Regions from separate parts of the Homo sapiens genome. Here region 2 is linked to region 1. Evidence: read pairs that join two places in POLR2A ChIA-PET (ENCODE). Cell type or tissue: GM12878. All regions are shown on one strand. Each heading gives the region's core, and the rest is flanking DNA. Links, peaks and the distances in the headings are about the cores only.

Region 1 (8,666 bases), core at 1,723-6,722:
GATGTGTGTCTTTCTGTGCCTGGATCATTTCACTTAACATAATGACCTCCAGTTCCACCCATGTTGCTGCAAGTGACATGATTTCATTCTTTTCATGGCTGAATAGTATTCCATTGTGGTGTATATATACTATATTTCCTATATCTATTTGTCCATTGATGGATACTTAGGTTGATTCCATATCTTTGCTATTGTAAACAGAGCTGTGATAAGCATGCGAGTGGAGGTATCCCTTTGGTATACTGATTTCTTTTCCTTTGGATAAATATCCAATGGTGGGGTTGCTGGATTATATAATAGTTCTGTTTTTTGTTTTTTTGAGTAATTGCCATACTGTTTTCCATAATGGCTATACTAATTTACTAATATTTAATGATATCTCACTGTGGTTTTGATTTGCATTTCCCTGATTATTAGGGATGTTGAGTATTTCTCATATACCTGTTGACCATTAAATTATGTTTTAATATGATATCTCTGTAAAGGTTAAGTACTTTTTAGGACATGGACCTGGAATGATTGCCAGAATTCATCGTTTGAATGGAATTAATTTTCAAATTTAGCAGGCATATACTTTCCATTTCTCCATCCTACTAAATAAATTAAAAGTTAATTTACCAGGGTGGTGGGCTTGACAGGAACAGGGAACAAGTTTTACTTTCATTTTCTGGGACCACTCCTGAGCTTGATATGCCTTTTAAACACTGACCCTCTGCCTGCCTATCTGCTTTTACTTATACTCACCTTGGAGCAGGTTCTCTTCTCTACTTCCTTTTCTGGGCAGTCTCCAGGGCGGCTTTAGCCTCTTCACTTGCTTCTGTTACAGCATGACTAACCCAGAGCTTGCCCAAAATGTGGTAGTCTGATGAATGGTCCTCCAAAGATGTCCATGGTCCTAATCACTGGGATCTGTGAGTATATTACTTTTTATGGTAAAAGGGATTAGCAGCTATGGTTAAGTTAAGGGTTTAGAGATGAGGAGATTATCCAGATAGGCTTAACGTCATCACAAGGTTCTTTATAAGCAGAAGTCAGGAGGATCAAAGTCAAAAAAAGAAGATGTGATGACAAAACCAGAGGTTGGAGGGATGTCCTTTGAAGATGGGAAAGGGGCCAGGAGCTACGGAATGTAGGCAGCTTCTACCAACTGGAAAAGCGAAGGAAACAGATTCTTCCCTGAGCCTCTGGGAGGCAGCAGTCCCGATAAGACCTGGATTTTAGACTTCTGACCTCCACAACTGTAGGAGAGTAATTTGTGTTATTTCAAGTTACTCTATTTATGGTAACTTGTTATAGCAGCAGTAGGGAACTCATCCAATTACCATATATATAAAAGCTCTTTCAAGATCATAATACCATGTTAGGTATTATTCGTAGTAGAATATCATAATACTTACAAGTCCTTTTCCTTAATATTGTATTTAAAAATTAAATGTATTTTTAAAAAATGTATTTCAAAGCTTGCTTAAAAATATTCTTGTAGACAAATATTGTACTATTTCTGTATTTTAAAATTAATTTGTTCAGTTTATACTTATTAAACATCTATTATGTGCAAAAGAGTATGTTGCAGAGGACACAGAAATGTTTAGGACATGGACTTTAATTCCAAGGATCTCATAAGGTTGACCTCTAGAAGCTATACTATTGCATAAATAACTGTTGCCTGGGTTGGCATACTGTATTAGCTAGCTACGGCTGCATAATAAAGTACCACAGACTGGGGGGCTCAGACAACAGTAATTTATTTTCCCACAATTCTGGAAGCTAGAAGTCCAAGATCAAGGTGTTGTGAAAGGAAAATAAATCTTAGGACCCCCCAAAATCACCAAGCCAAGGGAAAAGTCAAGCTGGGAACTACCTCAGGCAAACCTGCCTCCTATTTTATTCCTAGATAAGATAGCTAAAAAGGTAAAAGAGCTCCATACTTCCCTCACAATTTTCCTATAAGGAATTCTTCATGGGGCTCAAGATTTTTGCCCTAACGCAGTTCTGCTGAATTTCACCCTGGCAATGTAAACGGATAGCTTATCTCCACCGATGCAGGACATAAAGTCACCCCTCTGCTTACCTGAAACAAATGCACATCTATCTGATTTCTTCCTCTACCCTATTGTTTATGTAAAAATGCAGAATCACTGAGCCAGACTAAATTGTGTATTCAGTGGAAGGCTGACCAAGGACTCAAAAGAATGCAACTTCTTCTCTCTTATCTACCTATGACCTGGAAATCTCTGCTTCAAGTTGTTGCACCTTATGGGACCGAACCAATTTACATCTTACACATATTGATTGATGTCTCTTGTCTCTCTAAAATGTGTAAAAGCAAGCTGTACCCTGACCACCTTAGCACATTGTCAGGACCTCCTGAGGTTGTGTCACATGCGTGTCCTTAACCGTGACAAAATAAACTTGATAAATTGGTTGAGACCTGTCTCAGATATTTTGGGTTCACAGGATTGATTTCTTCTAAGCTCTGTCTCTCCTTTGCTTATAATGTGTTTCCTCCTTTGTTTTTACTTGGTCTTCCCTTTGTGCCTGTGTCCTACTTTTTTTTTTTTTTTGAGATGAAGTCTTGCTCTTTTCCCCCAGGCTGGAGTGCAATGGCGCAATCTCAGCTCACTGCAACCTTCACCTCCTGGGTTCAAGCGATTCTCCTGCCTCAGGCTCCTGAGTAGCTGGGATTACAACCATGTGCCACCATGCCCAGCTAATTTTTGTGTTTTTAGTAGAGATGGGGTTTCACCATGTTGGCCAGGCTGGTCTTGAACTCCTGACCTCAGGTGATCTGCCCGCCTCGGCCTCCCAAAGTGCTGGATTACAGGCTTGAGCCACTGTGCCCGGCCCTATTCTCCTCTTCTTATAAGGATACCAGCCATATTGGGTTACAACCCACCCTCATGACCTCATTCAAACTTAATTACCTCCATGAGGATCGCATCTCCAAATACAATCACATTCCAAGGTAAGGGGGTTGAGATTTCAATATAAAAATTGGGGGAGAACACAGTTCAGCCCATAACACATGCTAAGTGTGTGCTTTGGGAAAATTCAGAGAAGAGTGAGCTACTCTAGATATTGCTAATAGTAGAATTCACTCACAAATCAACTGATTAACAATGACATACTTGCCATGTGTGGTTACTGATAATCCAAGAATGAGCTATCCTTCCCAGAATGTACGGTGACAAATGGAGGAATCCTGATGAAGACATATAGAAACAGTAAATAAAATGATGGAACACATTTATGTCTTCATGAAAAGCACTTAGAACCAAGTACAGAAATTCTTTGGTGCAGTTGTTCAATTCCATTCTCAGGTGACAAACAAAGCCAACAGCTATGAGCCTTCTGATGATTCTGCCCTTTTGAAGTAACTAAGTTTGCACAATGACATTTACTATACTTTTAGGAACTGGCATGCCTAGGCTTAATGCATCTTTGTTGAGACAAAAAAAAAAGTTATGGTTTCTATAAGAGAATCTGTTCCAGGAGAAAGAGAATGACATATTGGATATGTTAGATAAGCAAAATATGCTAAGTTCCTTGGGGTCCTAATTAACATATTCCAGAGAAAAGTCCCACCCTAAAGTTTAGGTTCAATTATCAGAGGTCAAAATGTAATTCTGTTAGGAAAGCAGACAATGTTCACAGCAATCCTTTCATGTCCTTATGAACAAAAATGAAAATGTTCAAGTTGGTGGGAACTCATAGGAGTTAGTAATTTAATCAACATACTTTGGCCCATCATTGGGCCAAATTCTAGTGCTCTAATGCTGTAGATGGAAATATGTGGACAAAGGACTGAGCAAGATAAGATGGTCATTTAAGATAACTCATTCATTATAAGAAAATATAAAAGTAACAAAACACCATGTAAGAGAGTTTGAAGAAAAGATGAATATGATCTTTGATTTTCTAGGCACAGAAAAATAATGAAGAAATTCCAGTTTTAGGTTATTCTTTTTTTGTGCAAGTATCTGCTAATTACATATCTTATGCATTTCTCATTATCTATCATTTCAGACAAATTGTGCCTATAGACAATTTCAAAATAAATGTTTTCATACAAAGAAATAAAATGGGAGAATGGGAGCATGCCTAGTAATGACAGTTAAAATTCTGTCTTTTCCAAAATAGTACTGTTTCCATTGTAGAGTAACTGAATTCAATTATCTAAACTGTGTGTTTTTGTTAGCAACATGTGAATTTATTTAATGGTAGTGTGCAATTTTTAGTAGGAGTTACTGGAATTTTTCTAAGAACGTTGATTCACCTCAGATCACATTGTTTTTCAGATACAGTCTGTTGGATTTTAACAAAAACCCCATAGCTAATCACAGGTGAAAATAATGATACCATGTAACTATTTTCATTGATGGTGTTGGTTTTTGTCTTAGATCTAGCACAACAATGTGTTTCTTAGCAAACACTCCCTGTATTCAAGCAGACATTGTCACACACTTAGAGGAAGAGATGAAAAAGGCTGTATAGGACCATCCATAAAGTACAGAGGGGATACTTGCAGACCAGTAACCAACTTCTACGTTAGTTAAATTGAAAGCAATTTATATCATAACTTGAGTGAGTGAGGTTGGAAAAAATGTTCTTGACAATGAAGATGCTTAAACTTAAATAGGGGAGATTTTACAGAGAGAGGATGAGTAACCCAGAGTCTCAAGGCCCAGATATATTTAGCAGATAGGGCCAATTTTGTGATTCTGTGCCAGAGAGATGGGGAGGCTTTCTAAAGCGGATCTTAAGTGAAGTCAAGAGATGTAGAAAAAAGGGAAGAGAAACCTGAAGGGCAGTTTCTTATCACTTTAGTTGTATTAGTCCTTCTTCATGCTGCTGGTAAAGACATACCCGAGACTGGGCAATGTACAAAAGAAACAGGTTTAATGGACTCACAGTTCTACTTGGCTGGGGAGGCCTCACAAACATGGCAGGAGGTGAAAGACCTGTCTCACATGGCGGTACACAAGAAAAGAGAGCTTGTGCAGGGAAACTCCCCTTTATAAAACCATCATATCTCATAAGACGTAGTCACCATCATGAGAATAGCATGGGAAAGACCTGCCCCCATGATTCAATTACCTCCCACTGGGTCCCTCCCACAACACGGAACTGTGGGAGCTACAGTTCAAAATGAGATTTGGGTGGTGGCACAGCCAAACCACATCGTTACTCATATGTCTCAGTAATCACATAAAGGCACCCAGCAAATATTTGTGGATCTTCCCTGCTCTGTGCAAAGCCAACAGAAGAGCATATAAAACAAAAACAACACTAACCTTGTGTGTTTACCTAATTGCAGAGGAGCTTCAAGGAAAGCTACTCAATTTGCTTTTTTTAGATTACAGTACAGGGGTTAGCAAACCGCAGCCTGTGGGCCAAATCTGGTCGGATGCCTATTTTTGTATGGCCTATGAGCTAAGAATTGTTTTTATAGTTGAACATGTCCAATTTATTTGATGATAGGGCAAACTAATTTGGAACCCCAATTAAACTAAATGCTATCACCCCCAAAAGAATTCCATTCTTCTCATTAGTAGACCTGTGTTACAAAATATTATACTCTATTATTAATATTTAATTAAAATACTTTCAATAAAATTTTAATGGCAGTTTATTTTCTCTGTTATGTAAGTACCTACTATATATATATAGTAGGTATAGGCTTGGCCTATAAAGCCTAAAGTATATTCTATCTGAGACTTTGCGGTAAATGTTTGCTGACCCCTGTTCTAGTGAACTAACTAGATAGGAGATGCTCTGTGTAATTTCAGCAGTTTATGATATCTCAGATCCTCTTTCACTAATCTGAAAATGATTGGTAACATTTCTCACCCCATACCATTTAAGTACAAGATGTCCTTGACTCTTCATCAACTGCTACATTAATAATGAACATAACCCTGGGAAATTTGGGGATTTCATATGGTGCGAAGAGAGGTCACTTTGAGGTATTCAGCTGGTGGATGGCTTCTCTTACATGTCCCCTTGGCAGGGATCACTAGAAGTCTGGCTCAGCTGGGGCTATTCACCATGGTGGCTACATAATGGCTTCTCCAGTATGGTGATTTCAGGTTAGTTGAATTTTTACATTATAGCTCAAGACTAGCAAACATAGTGTTTGAAGAAGCTTGAGTGGAAGCTTCAAGACTTATGACCAAGATTAGAAGTCCTGGAATGTCACTTCTACCATTTTCTACTGCTCAAGAAAGTCACTAAGACCAGCCCAAATCCAAGGAGAGAGGAATTAGATTTCAACTCTCAACAGGAGAAGTACCATACTAAAGACTATATGACCATCTTTGGTAAGGTATAATCTATGATGTCTTCTATTCTTGGTTTTCAAACTTTTTATAGGCTATGTATATGTTAGATCTTTTCATTCTAGCCTATATGTTTACACTTTTTACAGTGGCTTTTTTTCATTTTTTTTCTCCCCATGCTTTAGTGGATATATTCTATAAAACTTCCTTCTGATTTCTAATTTTTTCTTTTGCTATGTCTAAATTGGAGTTAACCCCATCTATTGGATTTTAATTTTTTTGTTATTGTAGTGCCTATTTACAGACTTTTTACTTAGATGTAATTTTTTTTGTAGATGCTAGTTCTCTAGTGAAATTTTCCATCTTGTCATTTATTTTCTTAGATATATTTACAATGATTTCCAAGACCACAAGTAATAACTGTAATATCTGGATCACCTATAGGACTGCTTCCATTGTCTGTTTTCTCTATTATATGCCAGATATTTTGTCTTTTCCAGGCATACCTTGTAGTTTTTAAATTGAGTGCCAGACATTGTGTTTGAAAAATTGTATAAATAATTTGAGGCTTTCATAGATGTTACCTTCCTCCAGGGAGGATTTTCCCCCCTTTCTAATTAGCAATTAGATTAAGAGAAGTTCACCACAGTTCAACCTGAGGTTGAGTTGACTCAGAGATGGTTTCAGTACTTGGTAAAATTAAGTCTAATTGTAGTTCACATTTATTCTCAGACTATAGTCTTTCTGAAGTCTTGACTGGAAGTATAAGAAATTTACTAGTAGTCTTCCTTCTGGGAGGGCCCTGAACTCTAATTTTTCAGTAGTAAGATTGTTGAACACTGTTTAGGATTCCAGCTTTTAGACATTAACTTCTTCTTGGTTTCTTAGTGTCTCAATCCTATGTAGCTGTAGCTTAGAAATCATCAAATGCATCAGACTTCCGCAGATTGTTGAGGTCATGTCAACAAGCTTCTTTTCTCTCTGGGATCACGGCTCCTGAAGTATTGACTGCTTTGGTAGCTTCCTGATTTCTCTAAAGAGATTTTTAACTTTTGTTCAGCTGCCCTAGTCATATTCAAATTGGAATGCAGTAAGCTCTTTTACTATTACTGAAAATGACCAATTTTCTTTTATCACAACAATTAATTTTTCTCCTATGTTCCAAGTTAAACCAAAAAGATAGTTTTTGGTTTAATGATTCTAGACGTTCAGTCATCAGCCTCCCAGACTCATTAATTGGCTTTCTTGGCCATTTTCTATTGCCATTCTTCTGTTGTCTACCCTAGCATTTGTCACTTCATGTTACTTTAAAAAAAATAGTTCCTTTAAAATTCATCTATTATTCTTCAGCTACTAGTCTCTGCTCTTGTTACATTTCCTTTGGATTTGCTTAAATTGTAATTATCTATTGCTGTATAAGTACCTTGAAAATTAGTGGCTTATGATTTGCTATTTCTCTTACAGGTTGACTGGCAGGTCTTCTGCTCCATGCTGTATCAACTGGGGTCACACAAATATAATTAGTTGGTGGCTGGGCTGGGTCTAGAAGATTGAAAAAGACCCCCCTTATACATCTGGTGGCTCAGCTGGGGTGGTTTGAGTGGCTGGAGCACCTCGGTCCTCTTCCAGGTAGATCTCTTCCTTGAGCAGTCTAAGCTGGCTTCCTTCAAACATGACAACTGGTTTCCAAAAGGGTTCTTAAAGTCTCAGCTCAGAACAGGCACAGTGTCTATCACTTCTGCTGCATCCTCTTGGCCAAAATAAGTCATAAGTCCAGATCAGAGCTGAGAAGAGGGGAAATAGATTCTCCTTCTTGAAGAGAAGATTGGCATGCACATCTAAAGATAAGAATAATTGTTGGCTACCTGTGTAGGAGCACATTCCTTTTTTTGGGTACAATTTACTGAGACTACACGGACTTGTTTGGCTTCTGCCCAGAATTTTCCCCTTAGCAACTGCTAAGTTCAGTTGATTTCCACAGTAGGCTCAGGCAAAGCATAAGTGCTCTGTTCAGTATCAACATCAGACAGAGAGAATTTTACTTGGACCTTTTCTAATTACTTGCCACGGTTTAATAATTATCAGTCTGTCTTCTCCCTCAACCCCTCTGAGCCAAATCTGCCTATGCCCTACTCTTATTATCGCTTTTTAAATTATTTGAACCTAACTACTTTCTGGGACCACAACATCTTGTCTTTCTTCTTCAAGACATCTTTGCTTTACATCTTCAGAACATTGTCATCTTCTAGTAGTCTCTTTCCAGTATTTTGGAAAATACTTGCATTGCTTCCAATGGGAGAGTTGTTGTAGGTTCTACTCTTATTGGTTCTAAGGAAATTAATCCCTTTATTTCCAAAATAAAGTGATAGGTCCAAATCGATTTTAAAT
Region 2 (5,000 bases), core at 1-5,000, 770 kb after region 1:
TTTATGATAGTCCATTTTCATCCATCACAATACATCCGTTTTGTGTGGTGGCTAGATGAATGACAATATCATAAAGGACCACTACTCAAATCTTTTAAGCCTATTAAGGAAATGCTTCTCTGTATTTCCTCGCAGGATTCAGTTTTTCTTCTGATTATCTATTTTGACTAGGAGCAGAAACTTTCATGTCTTTCAGTTGCCTTTTTATTTTTTTTAAATCATAGGGCCCTTATTCCACCGGTCAGGGCAGTCCTTTCCAGTTTTTAAGTCTATGTATCAAAATTGTATACTTAGGAATTCAGGAATTAACCAAAGGATGAGTTTCAGGACTTGTTGTGCCCATTGTTAGCTTAAATCAAAACTTTAAAATTTATCCTCTATAAGCCCCTTTTCTCACCAGAAGATCACAGTGGCATTCCAGGTCCCTTGGTATCACCTCAGACCCTATAACAGTTGATTAAAAATGTAGATATTGTTCTTTCTTAGTATATAGTTATTATGATACATGATGTTAGGTCAGCAATTTGAGGAAGAAGCAGAATATTCAATGTATATACCTACAATGGTGTTGCAAGATACTTATACAAGGGAACCATGTTTTCCCTTTAATCAGTGAGCACTGGATCCGGAAACTTGCTTAAATTTGGAAAATTAACAAAAGACCGTGGTTTTACACACTAGTGGCTGATACCAGAATTCTGCCAGCTAGTTCTCATTTTTTAAAATTATATGGTTTGATAAAACCTCTGGCCACTGTTCACTATTTGCCTCCAGATTCTGCATAATCCCTTAGCTATGCCACAGATTCCTGTGAGTGAAAGCACCCTTAAGGTCATTCTGGCCTTCATGCTCAATATAGTAATATACATACCTTTCCTCTGACTTTTAAGTGCTACTCCATGGTTTCTGCAATTCCAGAATCCCATGATCTCTATTCATATTAGGCTTCATCTTCCACAGTCAACCTGACTTTACAGGGGTTAGCAATCATGATGTTGTTCAAAGAAGTTAATATCTACCTACTTTCTCCTGTACATTTTTTATGGTCTTAGTGGAGGAAGTGTCCTTACTGCTCAGTAAACTTATCAGGCTGTAGATTTTTCAGTTCTTATATAGTCTATTTACATTAACATTTCTACCTTATTGAGCCTTCTACCCTTTGAGCTTTCTATACCTTAGTCTATACCTTTTATCTTCACTTCATTTACAATAAACCATAATAATGTCGAAGCTTCACAGAGTCATTCTAATAAATTACCTGATAGGTTATGAGTGTTCTTTTCAGAACATTGAACTCTGAGTCACAGGTCAATATTTGCATGAAGAAGTTCTCTTCTATCCATCTTTATAGATCTCTATTCTAATCTAGAATTTTCCAGATTACTCTTAAATGTGTTTCTTGGTCCCTGCTATGACATATTAACCAGGCAAATGCAGAAATCGCCCACCTTACTACCAAAGACAGTTTCCGGACTGTCGTAAATAGCTTTGTAGTCTTATTTAGATAGAGAGATAGGTGGGCTTTTGAGGAGGTCAGTGCATCTAGAATTTGCAGAGCAGAATAACCAAAAGAGAGGAAGGAAGAAAAAGAGAGATAAATCTTCAGAAGGGTCTCCCTTCCTCTGTTTGAGTTTAATAGAAACTATAAAGTCAGAGTTCCAAGAAGCTCCACAAACCCCAAGCAGAAGAAACACAGAAAAACACACCAAGGCATATTATGGTCAAATTGCTGAAAACTACTAATAAAGACAAAACATTAAAAGCAGAAAGGAAGAAAAAGACATGCTACATACATACATATTGTACATTAGCTAAGCAGGATATTCCTACACTCCTGTGCCAATATTTCATTCTCTGCCATTTAAATGATGTTGATCAGATTTTCTCCTTGGATCCTCTACACATGACTACACAAAACAACCCAGACTTGTGTGAAATGATTCATCTGTTCTCAGCAATTAGTGAAGCAAAAATATATCCTGTGGTTAAGAAAATGTGTTTGAGCATAGATCAGCCTTTCTTTATGAATGCCTAGGTAGACAACCCAGTTAGCCAGATCATAAGTTGATCATCAGTGTAATTTTCACCCCATAACATCTATGTCACAGGCTATTAAAAGATCAATGCCAGAATTAACAGTCATCCAAATGCTGACCCTAGCACAAGAAGGCAGTAGAATGAAACAGTTTAAAAGTTAGAACTCTGGAATTGGACTTCCTGGGTTAAAATCATGACTATTGTGTATTAATTTTGAGACCCTGGACAAGTTACAAAGCTCCATTTCCCTATACGTAGATAATGTATAATAAAAGAAAATAATCTTATAAGATTTTTAAGAGGATTCATTGAAGAGAAATGCTATTTCGCTTAGCCCTGTGTCTGCATATACTAAACCCTCCACTAAAAGTTGGGTACACAGCTCGGTGTGGTGGCTCATGCCTGTAATCCCAGCACTTTGGGATGAGATTACAGGCATGAGCCAAGATGAGAGGATCGCTTGAACCAGGAGTTCAAGACCAGCCTAGGCAACATGGTGAAACCCATTTCTACAAAAAATACAAAAAATTAGCCAGTTGTGGTGGCGCATACCTGCTACTGGTGAGGCTGAGATGAGAGGATCACCTGAGCCCTGCAGGTCAAGGCTTCAGTGAGCTGTAATGGCTCCACTGGACTCTAGCCTGAGCAACAGAGTGAGACCTAGTCTCAAAAACAAAAAAAAAGTTAGATAAATGGAGAGGAATGACTACTTTAACCATCATTGTTTAACAAAACTTTGTCTCATGATAATCACAACTTTCACAATATGTTTGTGTTTTTTTAATCTAGAAACCAGTATACTTCCTCTACAGCAGCATTTTAGTAGACAAATGAATAGGTAGCATTTTGCCAGACAAATGAACCTAGGCATGTTCCTATTGCTGGCCGGAGTTGGGTGAGGTAGCCACCTCAGGGAGAGTGTTGGTCTGTAATTAGGAGCTAGGAATACGCATGTGGGGCTTACCCTACCAGTTAATCTTTAGAATGAAATTATTCTTGTCTTTCACCAACTCAGCCCCCTGCTGGGGCATCCTTTGTGTTAAATTAAACAAGTTTTCCTGGTCTAATCCTATTTCTGTAATGTGGGTAATAGAAAGTAGTTAATAAGAGAAGCATGCCTAATTAAAATCAGGTGTTGGGGTCTTTTTGCAATGGTGATACAGGGCGGATACAGTTTAAATGATGTTTAAACCCATATACATAAAAATATTTACAATTAGGAAAAAAAGAGAAAAATAAGGAGAGAAATGCATTGCTTTTTGAGTGCAGTGCTACTGCCTCTAGTTAATGCAACATAGTGAATGTCAAATTCTTGGCAAACTCACCAGACAGGAATGATGCTCCTCCTTAATTCTCCTCCTGTGGGTGAGTAAGGGGTAAAGAGGAAGCTGAGTGTTCACTTATACAGAGTTGTTGGGGGAAAACTCCCAGCTATGGGAAAACTGTGGGGTAGTAAGCAGGGTTGCTCCCCAGCCTCACCCCTGCAGTGATCTTGATAATATTGTTAAATGAAGTAAAGCAGCATATGTATAAAGAATAAACAGTTATAATTTCAATTTTTCATATAAAAGTATATCATTTTTGTATGGTGGAATAATCTTTAATTTCCTATTTTTCAAGGTTTCTATACTGAACATGTAATACTTTACTAATCAGAAAATAAACATTTTTATACTGTTGAAAACAAGTTTTCATGATCTTGCTATATTCTGTATCACATGAACGGAAGGTTTTGAACTTTTAAATATATGGATATGAGGTTAATTGAATATATTTAATATCCAACAGTAAGTAATCATATTGTTGAGAAAAAAGAGAGTCTTTCAAGTTCTTGAATAAATTTTAGACTAAATCAATTAAAATTTAGAAATTTAAAAATATGTGAGGTATATTTAATATAACCTCTAAAGTATATTTTTGAAGTATATGGGAAAATTGCATAATACTCAGAAAAATTAATGTATAAGTTCCTCTTTTAAGTTCCATAGAGTTTGACATTTTACTACTAAATATAAGCCTTTTGAAATACTCAATATTGTAGTTATTAGCTACCTTTCTCCAATAGCTAAGTTGCAGTCCTAACGAACAGTGGAATAAATTAAATAGATAATGTTTTAGGATTTTTTTCACCATATTGTGTTCACTTTTCAGTGTTTTGTCTTTTTTTTTAATAGTGTTCTCTGGAGGGAACATTTTTCTGTGAGGTAATTCTACAAACAAATGTGAGAAAACTACAAGCAGAGTCAGAAGTTGATGAAAGTTAATAGGTTAAAAAAATAAGCTCCACTGCTACTCTTTGTTTTTTGGTACTACCGCTACCATTTAATGAATATCTCCACATCTAAGCCTTGTGCAGTTTGCCTTAATGCATCATTTTATTTAATCCTCACACAACCATATGTAGGTATAAATTAGTATTTCCATTTTAAAAGTGAATAATTTGAGTGTGGAAGAGTTTAAGTAACATAAGAATGACTCTGAGTTAGAATACCTTTCTGAATTCTTCTTTGTTTGTTTTGTCTTATTCACATTGTGTTATTGTTAGATGAGTGATTGTGAATAACTGGTACCTTTAAGAGCAACACTCTCCACTGGAAGAAAGATGTCACATGTTCCAAAGACCCATTAAAGATGCTCAAGGGACCAAGAAGAGGGTTCGACTTAGTAAAGCCACTCCAGTACTTCACTCTTGCTTATATCTCTAAATGTGGCTGCCTCTTCTGGCTCATGTGTATAGACTTAGATAAATAATTAGAAAAGTAACTATTATTTTTAGAGGAATTACCACAACCAGGGTCTGTACTAAGCACCTAAAATTAGATGTTTTTATTTAATTTTCACAACTTAAAGACAGGTACAATGATCACATTTTGCAGATGAATACACTGAATCTCAGGGTGACTAAATGTTTTCATCAAAGTCACAAAGGTGATTAATGACACAGCCAGAATTTGAACCTAGGC

Evidence for each region. Peaks named below come from ENCODE experiments on the same cell type or tissue, not always from the same donor. Only the 100,000 strongest peaks of a DNase experiment are listed, where the experiment ranks them.
Region 2: POLR2A ChIA-PET joins it to region 1 with 5 read pairs; 1 of 35 experiments calls an interaction of 5 or more read pairs at or near these places.

Annotation. Positions count from the first base shown.
Region 1 is chr13:77,424,724-77,433,389 of GRCh38, forward strand. LOC124903186 (a long non-coding RNA gene) reads left to right here and starts at 2,873. Exons shown (of 4, transcript XR_007063828.1): 1 at 2,873-2,965. RefSeq lists an enhancer at 4,880-5,089. In GM12878, for the core only: no CTCF peak of the experiment used is centred there; DNase peaks (open chromatin) are centred at 4,798, 5,138 and 5,848; H3K4me3 peaks cover 1,403 bases; H3K27ac peaks cover 3,464 bases.
Region 2 is chr13:78,192,060-78,197,059 of GRCh38, forward strand. All of the region lies in intron 2 of OBI1-AS1 (OBI1 antisense RNA 1), which reads left to right. Among named protein-coding and RNA genes, the nearest start is that of OBI1-AS1, 140 kb to the left of the region's middle. In GM12878, for the core only: no CTCF peak of the experiment used is centred there; DNase peaks (open chromatin) are centred at 2,062 and 2,885.